Regions from separate parts of the Homo sapiens genome. Here region 2 is linked to region 1. The links are chromatin loops, found by intact Hi-C in ENCODE. Cell type or tissue: B cell. All regions are shown on one strand.

Region 1 (5,000 bases):
CTTCCCCCATTCATGACGAAACTACCACGTCCAGTAGTACGCCCACTTTCTTTTCTCAGTTCCCACTTCCCTCTCATTGACAGTCAGAGCAAGAGCAGTGAACCGCAGAAGCAGATCTTGTGTCTTCACTTGCTTGTTTCCCAAGCTCAGCCTCTCTGTGTTGCCTTGCTCTGTTAGCCTCCAGTAGGTGTTGCGGCAAGTGAGAGCCATACCATCTGGCATGGCCAATCACCCAGTTCCTTGAGCAGTTGAAGGCAAATGCTGATTTTACATTATTTCGTAGAAAGTTGTATTTTGTTTGGGGACCTTAAAAACCCTGACCTTGTCATCCAGCACAGAGCTTCCTGCTTTAACACAAAGGCTGTTTGACATGAATGCCTTCCCATTGGATAAACAGAACCGTCAGGCAGAGCCATGCGGCTGGATGGAGGGGGCACTAGGCCTGGGTGTGCAGGGTGACCCGACAATAAGTCAGTTGTCGGTGTTAAGTCATGTGAGCCTCCAAGGCTTCAGTGTCTTCATCTCTACAATGAAGGAGTTTCATTAGATCCATGATTCTCAGCTGTTTCCGTTCCTTAGGACCCTCATCCATAGCAGTGTTTCCATAGGGTCTTGACTGTCCCTATGGGAATACATCTCAGTGGCCAGGAGAGGGAGAAAGGGCATGGCATTGGAAGTCCTTTTAAAAAAGTCCCTGAGCTCACGCCTGTAATCCCAGCACTTTGGGAGGCCGAGGTGGGTGGATCACGAGGTCAGGAGATCGAGACCATCCTGGCTAACATGGTGAAACCCCGTCTCTACTAAAAAATACAAAAAAATTAGCCGGGCGTGGTCGCGGGCGCCTGTAGTCCCAGCTACTAGGGAGGCTGAGGCAGGAGAATGTCATGAACCCAGGAGGCGGAGCTTGCAGTGAGCCGAGATCGCACCACTGCACTCCAGCCCGGGCGACAGAGCGAGACTCCATCCCAAAATAAATAAATAAATAAAAATAAAAAAATAAAAGAATGCGGCGTACGCGGTGGTTCACGCCTGTAATCCCAGCTCCCTGGGAGGCCGAGGCGGACGGATCACAAGGTGAGGAGATCGAGACCGTCCTGGCTAACACGGTGAAACCCCGTCTGTACTAAAAATACAAAAAATTAGCCGGGCATGGTGGTGGGCGCTTGTAGCCCCAGCTACTCGGGAGGCTGAGGCAGGAGAATGGTGTGAACCCGGGAGGTGGAGCTTGCAGTGAGACAAGATCGCACCACTGTACTCCAGCCTGGGCGACAGAGCGAGACTCTGTCTCAAAAAAAAAAAAAAAAAAAAAAAAGTCCCTGAGGTAATTTTTCTGTGCACTCCCAGGGGAGAGTGTTTCTTTTCTCTTGAGAATCACTGAAGTAGATCGTTCTAAGATCTCTGCTGTTCTTCAAATCATGTGCTGAAAGAGACAAGAGGTCATATAATTGTAGCAACTGAAACAAATATAAGGCTATTTTCTTTGGACCCAAACACTTATTTTAAAAATTGCAGAAGTCAAGTGACCAAGGCAAGTAGAATACACAAAAACATTTTAGGCCATCGTTGTCATTTTCTGAGTCTTAATCATAGTTAAATTTTTTCTAAAATTAAAATCAGCAGTGCGTTTCCTCCACCTCCGCCAGAACTTGCTCTAGAAATTAGGGGAAGCAGAATGTCCCCAGGAAGTCCTAAGAGAGAAGAAGCAGAGTAAGACATGGGTTTCCAGAGTTTAGAGTCTCACTATGTGATAGGTGAAAGCTGTGTTGTTGATGAGGATTTGCACAGCCTCCTCCCGGTTGCCTGCTACTGACCATCCCATTTCACTGTGGGCAGCTCCAGTGGGTAAGAGGGTTCTTCACAGTGTGGTGAGCTACTCCTTTCTAGCCTCCATCCATTTTTTGCTGTTCTTCTGGAAGCTATATAGGCTTGTCTATTGGACTTTATAGTCTTCAAATAATTGAAGATACTAAAATGACTATTATGTCTACCCTGCTCTGCTACACACATAAATCTTGTCCAGACAAATAGGTCTGTTTACCAGTACTTTCTCATCAGAAGTCATTTGAAGACACAGAAAGTAAAAACCACAAAGAAAAAAAAAACTATATTAAAGTGAAAGCTCAACAGTAACACCCCATAACCATAGCAAAACAAAACAAAACAAAACAAAACAAAACAAAAAAAAACCACAAACATCTCCCCAGGAAATAGAACTAATATGCAGGTCTTTAAAAGTTCAGTTTATCAATGAGAAAAAGATAAACCAACTCACGAGATAAATGGGCAGAGTACAGGAGCAGTCACAGAAGAGGAGACACGGCTGGCCAGTAAGCACAAAGAGAAATGAAATGGTTTTGATTCCCTTACACATCTTAGCCCCCTTCCTCTGTCTACATGGCCCGTAAAAGCCACAGAACTGAACAGTTTTCCAGTTCCCTCAGTGAGCCTGCTTTGTGCAGTGGTATGTTACTGTCAGAAGGGATCCTCTTCGAAGCTGTGGTATTTGAGAATGACTGCTCCTCCCACCGCTTTTCTGAGGGTGTTAGCAGGAGTGCAACAGAGCCTTACTTCAAGGCCCCCAGCGGGCTGGCTGGAACCCTGCTTCAGCTCCTCCAAGCACGTGCGGCCAAGTTCTGGGAGCCACGTCGATGTGGGTTGATGGGTCCCCTGAGACGCCCTCTCTGCTCAGAACACAGCCAGTAAGCCATGGGCAGATCACAACAAACAGCACCCTGCCTTCTGCTCCGCCTCCCTCCATCTACCACACTGCCAAGTTCCTAAGAAGCTTAGGGGAGAAGGAACTGCTGTGGTGCTTAGAATGCAGTGTCTTGCCTGAAAGTATTTTCTCAGTCTTTGAGAAAACAGTGGAACTGACTCATCTGGTCAGAGCTTTACAGAAATGTGATTGCAGATCTCTTGCAATTTCATTCTGCTTTAGTGTCAGAATTCATCCGACAACGTGCCAAAAAAAAAAAAAGTGTGTAAAATCACATACAGATTTAGATACTTCAAGAGGAAGTTATTTTTACCACAGTGGGGAAGAAACCAGAAAGTGCCGATTGGTGGAGAATGCCCGGCAGGGCTGAGGAAGGAGGGTGGGCACCTGAGCAACCTGGGCCTGGCCACACTCACCCCTGCAGCCTTGCCAGCCTGGCCCGGGGATTGTGGTGTGGTCACCTCTTAGCAGGTGGAGGGAGGAGTTCCTGTGTGGAAGATCTGCTTGAAGGAGGAAATGTTGATATAACCCCCGAGTGTGGAGCCAACTTCAGCAGTGCGGGGTTAACATGGGTTACTCTTGAAAATGTGTTGCGTGCTCTCCCAACAGTCCATAGAAGCAGCTCTCTAACAGCTGCATGGGACACAAAAGTAAAAATGGAGAAACGATTCCAGAAAACCACATAAATATAAAAACCAAATGGCGCAGTGTCTTTATTTTGTTTTGGCAGATAACAGGATTGAGGCCACCTTGTTTTCTTTGCTCATGCATTTCCCAACTCAAAAGGCTGTTCTTGTTTGCTTGTAGAGCAGAGATCCAAGGCCTGAGAGACCCTGAAATGTTTGTAGTTATATTCTTCATTCGTGCTGCGAGATAAAGAGTTTTCCCAGAAACTAAAGGGAGGGAACAGGAAATATTTGTTAAGATCCATAACCTCTGGCTTTTGTCTCCTCTTTTCACCTGGGCAAAGGATATCAGTGATAATATTTTGGGTCTCATAAGATGATGAATTGTTCAAATGTATTTGGAGAATACTTTATTCAAGCATCTTTGTCTTTCTTTCCTATTCCTTGTGGCTGAAGAGAGGCATGTGCTTTTTATGCAAGGGTCTTGAAATGTATGCAGTTACCATGGTGGCACTCTGTCTCTGACCCAAACTCTGTCATAGAGTGTATGTTTAGCCATGTTTTCAGGGGTGCTTCCTAGCGTGGTCAGGAGAAACTGCTAGAGCTGAATTTGGTTGCTGGGCAGGCTTCTATCTTTTTTTTTTTTTTTTAATAGATGCAGGGAGTATAAGTGCATGCTTTTTACATGGGTATATTGCATAATGGTGAGGTTTGGGTTCCTAGTGTACCCATTACCCAAATAGTGAACACTGTACACAAAAGGTAATTTTTCAATCATCAAGCCTTTTCTCCCTCCCTGCTTTTGAGAGTCCCCATTGTCTGTTATTTCCCTCTGTATGTCCATGTGTACCCATTGTTTAGCTCTCACTTCTAAGTGAGAATGTGTGGTATTTGAGTTTTTGTTTCTGAGTTACTTCACTTAGGACAATGGTCTTCAGCTCCATTCCTGTTGCTGCAAAAGACATCTGTATATAGACCACATTTTCTTTATCCAGTCATCTGTTGATGGACAGTTAGTTTCATTCCCTGACTTTGCTGTTGTGAATAGTGCTATGATAAACATACAAGGGCAGGTGTTTATTTGATAGAATGATTCTTTTCCTTCCCGTAGATACCCAGTAGTGGGATTGCTGGGTCGAATGGTAGTTCGATTTTTAGTTCTTTGAGAAATCTCCATACTGTTTTCCACAGAGGTTGTACTAATTTACATTCCCACTAACAGTGTGTACATGTTCCCATTTCTCCCCATCCTTGCCAACATCTGTTGTTTTTTGACTTTTTAATACTAGTCATTCTGACTGGTGTGAGATGGTATCTCATTGTGGTTTTAATTTGCATTTCTCTGATAATTAGTGATACTGAGCATTTTCTCCTTTGTATTTTTGTGGGCTGCTTGTATATCTTCTTTTGAAAAATGTCTGTTCATGTCCTTTGCCCACTTTTTAATAGGGTTATTTGCTTTTTTCTTGTTGAGTTATTTGAGTTCCTTGTATAGATTCTGGATATTAGTCCTTTGTGGGATGCATTTTTGCAAATATTTTCTCCCTTTCTGCAAGTTGTTTGTTTACTCTGTTGATTCTTTCTTTGCTGTACAGAAGCTCTTTAGTTTAATTAAGTCCCTTTTGTTTATTTTTGTTTTTGTTGCATTGCTTAGCCAT
Region 2 (5,000 bases), 110 kb after region 1:
GTTGACGCTCAATATTAACCCTCACCGGAATGTTATGTGTTGAGGCAATAATTAATAGTTATCCTTGGTTGTTTCAGAAAATGTCATGATTAATAGTTATAGTAAAGGGAGGAATTGTAACTTGACAAAATAGTTTGGTCTAGTGTCCAGTTTACAGGGCATTGAGATGGTTTTCTGGTTTCCCTTGTTTTGCCCTCAGTACACAATGCTCAGTATTCAGAAAGGCTGATGTCTATTTTCTCCACAAGTGCTAATAAAAATTTTTAAAATGTGGTGTGCATTATTTATATAGTTGTTTTATTCATAAAAGATTTAAAATCTAGGTAAGCTAACTCAAAATGCGACTTTGTACTCTGCGATTTTTAGGCCTAGAAGTGGTCATGACTGTGAACATTATGTTGGCTTGGAACCTTTAAAAGTTCATTTGGTCTGTACTGCAGGTGGCATTTGGATGAAAGCACAGGTGGTACATACAGTACTTCGATGACTCCATCTGTTTGGTGTGGCATGTTTAAGAATGACTTCTGTTAAAGGGATTTGACTCGAAATGCAAGCCCTCTTTCCTGGCGTGTTGGTCATTTTTGTGACATTAGTGGTGGAAAAGAAGCTCAAAATGGTCTCTGGAGTGGAGTAACAGCAGGGCTTACTTTTGAAATTGTCTTTCAAATGCCCTTTTGGGCATGGGGTCACCGTGTTTAAAGCTTTTGAAAGACTCCCCACAGAAATGAATCAAGTGTTGCATTTTCAGTGTGGTGTCCAATTTTGTGATCAGAGGTACTGTAGAGGAAAGTCGGGTGTTTTCTTAAATTCCTTTTTCTTTTTGGAAAAGTCATTTACTTATTACGTTTAATATAAAGAATGTTTTAAAAAGAGAGAGAGAGAGAGAGAAAACACCTGGTTGTTAGACAAGCTGGCTCCATGCCAAAGTGAAATGAAACATACAGCAATCAAATGTCATTAGCATCCAGGTCCGGCATTGACCCATTCTTTCCTTGCTGAAATTGTGTGTGTGTGTGTGTGTGTGTGTGTGTGTGTGTGTGTGTGTGTGTGTGAATTCAGAGAAGAGGCAAATTAATGTGGCTTAGAGTGTTGAAAAATGGACTTAAGAAAGAAAATGGGGATAGGAATGGCTAAAATTTGGATAGGTGGAAAGATGGGATAAAAACACTCCAGGTGAGGAAACAAACTTTTGTTAACTTGACTTTGAATATTTTGGGGACTATGCATGGAATGTATGTCTGAGGCTTTTAAATTGAGAAAGCATGCTTCGTTAGACAATTATCTCTTACATGTATGCACAGCCTTATGTGACATTATTTATATAACTTTAGAATATATGTGTGTGTATGTATATGTATATGTGTGTGTATGTATATATATATACAAATACATATACATATTGGGGAAAGAAAGAATTAATTAGACTTTAAATTCTTCCCTGCTTTTTTCCATGACAATATTGATTATTTTATAATCAATATTTAGTGATAACTAAATATATTTAGTGATAACTAAATAAATTTAGTGATAACTAAAAAATGAAATAACATAGTTTAGAAAACCTACGATGAGCTCCCAAACCTTATTTCTCTCGTTTATTTATTTGAAAGACATTTTTCAAAATCTGCCCCTTTATTAAATTGCTGATGTTATACAGACAGAAAAAACCAGTAGTCGGGGGTAGATCTGCAAAATAAGGACGTCAACTATGGGCTGTGGAAACCGGCTCTTCCAAATCTGTGCTGCCCCTACCATTGGCTAGTTGTCCCTTCCTGGGGAAATTTTTTGACCCCTTGAGGGTTGTTTCCTCGTCTACAAGATGCGAAAACAACATCCACCTGAAGATTGAATGAGAGCACTACCTAGTGAGTTGCCTAATGAACAACTCATGATAGACATAATAAATGCCAGTTGCATTCTATTTTCCTGTACCTCAGAAAAATATCAAGGCTTCCCTACCTAAACATTCATTTTCCACTGCTTCATATCTCTATTAGCTAGTATAACTTCATTCTCTCTTTCCAGCTTTCATCAGCACAATTTCATTATAATATTAATTTCTCATTTATAACCCCGTGTTATTGTTTTTATTCTCCTTACAAGTTGTTTTTGCTTCAATGCCTCTTTGTACTATCATGAAATATATTTCCTCCATTGCTGAGTGATCTCTTCAATTATTCTCTGTTACATGTACCTTCCTTTGATTTATCTTTTTACGACCTCCACAAGGCATTTTTTTTTTCTTTAGGTTTGTAATGGCTTTGCTTGATTCTGAAACGGTCATGGCCTCGAGGGCAACCAGAGTCTTGTTCTTACTGCCTGCTCTATGGCTTCTCTAGTAAAACCTCAGCTGTGAAAGCAAGTATCTTTCACTTCTCCTATGCTCAACTAACTTCAGTCTTTGTGTCCTGAGATCAGACAATCTCACATCCACGTAACCCCAGGTCCTACCACTGCACTGGGCATAAACCAACACATTTGCCTGCTAGTCACAGTAGAGAAAAATCTGTGAAACCTTTGTCATTTGGCAGGCACAAAGTCATTCTTGAGAGAAAAACCCAGTTTGCATTAATCAAACAGCTTTCCCTTCCCATTTCTACCTTTCTTTGAGGCATTGTTGAATACACACACACACACACACACACACACACACACACACACACACATATATATGTACGTATGTATGTATTTTTGAAAGCCATTTTATTTGTAAAATTCTGTGCTATAGCACCGACTCTTTATAAAGAGTCATACCCATGTTAAAATGTCTTCTTGATATCATTAATATCCTTCTTCTTGATATTTATTATTCATACTTTGATATGGTTTGGCTGTGTCCCCATCCAAATCTCATCTTGAGATTGGGTGGGATGGAGCTGGTGAGAGATAATTGAATCCTGGGGGCAGTTTCCCCCATACTGTTCTCGTGGTAGTGAATAAGTCTCGTGAGATCTGATGGTTTGATAAGGGGAAACCCCTTTCGCTTGGCTCTCATGCTCTCATCTGCCACCATGTAAGATGTGCCTTTCACCTTCCGCCCTGATTGTGAGGCCTCCCCAGCCACGTGGAACTGTGAGTCTATTAAACCTCTTTTTCTTTATAAATTATCCAGTCTCAGGTATGTCTTTATCAGCACCATGAGAACAGACTAATACACACTTGTTTGTAGGATTGAAATCTACATGATAAATAAGGTGATTTTTAAAAGATGAGCAGTTTGCTGTGCTTGTTGCTGTAAGGGATCTTCAGGGAGTCCCTGAATCTGAGAATTGGAAGTAAGGTTGGAAGATCATCCTGTGCCTCCCTCCATCCAACACAGTAATCTTCTTAATGTCTCAGTCAGAGGCTGTTCATCACTGATGAGCCTGCCACTGATGAGCAGTCCTGGCATCATCACTTCCTCTGCAAAGGACACTGTGATCTGAGGCCCCACTCCATGTCAGGCCACTCCTTAGACAAAAGCTCTGTCTTCTGATGAGCTTCTGCTCCCTTTTGCACCATGATAATGACTTTATTTTTAGTAAGGATAGACTCACTCAATTGATGTTTTCTGCTGTTGGGGAAAAATTGTTTTATTAAGAAGCATTTTCCAACAAGTAAGTTGATGTTAAGTAGGCTTGGATATATTTGGAATTCACGAATGTGTTTTCTCCATTAGTTCCCTGAAAACCAGAAAACTTGACGTTTGTTTTAATGCAAAGATGAACTCTGGTTTTGTCCAACAGAGCTAGTGCTGGCCTTTGCTTTCAAGCCCTGTAATCTGCATCAACCCTCAAATTCAGTGATTCAAAAGTGAGTGACTCACTTCGTCTTTGAAAAGACCGTGAATATTTCTAGATTTATGAGCAATTCAAAACAGCCAGGCTTTTAGAAGGGATTTCCCAACTCATTTTGTTGAAAGGTAGGACTAAGACTTCTCTAGAAAAGAAACCGATCTACTAAGTACTAAAGAGTATTTATGAGCCACGGTAGACTTTATTTTTCAGAATCATACTACAAGTGTAGGAATACCCAAACCCTGCCAGGGTTTTGAAAATTACATTAATTTATGCCCAGGTATAACCCCCCCATCATAAATCCTGAAAAATGTGCAGGAAGACTGTGACAGGCCATTCTAAGAGCGTAACAAGGGCTACATCTTTCAGCACCAGACTGATGTTTATGTATGTGACTACTTGGAAGATGTTTTACTTAATGTACCATGTTCTTAAATTGGCTCTATTTTAAATATAATCGTAAGAGTTACACTTTATGTTTGTATGCCAGGTAGTTTATAAATGATGATTTTAACCACTCCCCGTTTCACACCACCCCAGCCTTATGAGGTAAGTTTTATTCTTCCTGCTTTACCTCTAGGGAAACTAAAACTCAGAAACTGCAAGACCTTGCCAAGGTTACGTCCAATAAGTAGATCACTACCTTGGGCTGTTGGCTGCCATACTCACATTCTTCCCCTGCATTCTTTCCCTTGTGCCTTCAGCCTATCTTTGGAAAGGAATTTCTGATGTTAAGGCACCTATTTGTTTGGCTTTGGTGTAGTTTTGTTTTTTGGTGTTGTGTTTATCTGTGCATAGAGTAACATATGGAGGTCTGGGAATCCTTGTTTATCTTCCAAAATTATAGTTCTGTGAACCACAAAATTTCACGTAAATCCTATTAAAGCTGATGTGAAATAGAACTAGAGAGATGATAGGAAAAGGAGAGTGATGAATTTATTAAAGCTTACTCCCTTTTAATAGACACCATCAGGCTCATGTGTTAGGTTGCTAGTTAATTTTGTGAGGATTACCTTTCCAAATGACTTCAATAATTTCCACTGCTCTATTCAAAACCTTATTTTACATTTGAAGGCCTAATAAAGAAGAAACTATGATCCTTTCCTTGTGTTACTTGAAAGTTTATAGGAAAGCATAATCCCAGATGGGATGGTTCTATCTGTCCCACAACATCTGTATAAGACCGACGCTGGCATCAAACGCATTTCATCCACACACGCTTCC

The links. A loop is a pair of places that touch in the nucleus more often than their neighbours do. Peaks named below come from ENCODE experiments on the same cell type or tissue, not always from the same donor. Only the 100,000 strongest peaks of a DNase experiment are listed, where the experiment ranks them.
Region 2: it touches region 1 in a loop (4-fold over the local background); 5 of 110 quality-filtered maps call a loop at or near these places.

The regions. Positions count from the first base shown.
Region 1 is chr6:148,758,560-148,763,559 of GRCh38, forward strand. All of the region lies in intron 1 of UST (uronyl 2-sulfotransferase), which reads left to right. LOC107986659 (a long non-coding RNA gene) reads right to left here. Exons shown (of 2, transcript XR_001744408.2): 1 at 2,273-5,000; 2 at 1-1,420. Among named protein-coding and RNA genes, the nearest start is that of UST, 14 kb to the left of the region's middle. RefSeq lists enhancers at 2,159-2,909, 3,163-3,302. In B cell, no CTCF peak of the experiment used is centred here; DNase peaks (open chromatin) are centred at 112, 1,042, 1,392 and 2,612; H3K4me3 peaks cover 2,651 bases; H3K27ac peaks cover 5,000 bases.
Region 2 is chr6:148,864,663-148,869,662 of GRCh38, forward strand. The region is part of intron 1 of UST (uronyl 2-sulfotransferase); the gene reads left to right. Among named protein-coding and RNA genes, the nearest start is that of UST-AS1, 98 kb to the right of the region's middle. RefSeq lists silencers at 2,468-2,517, 4,271-4,565. In B cell, no CTCF peak of the experiment used is centred here; DNase peaks (open chromatin) are centred at 1,779 and 2,389; H3K4me3 peaks cover 1,014 bases; H3K27ac peaks cover 1,084 bases.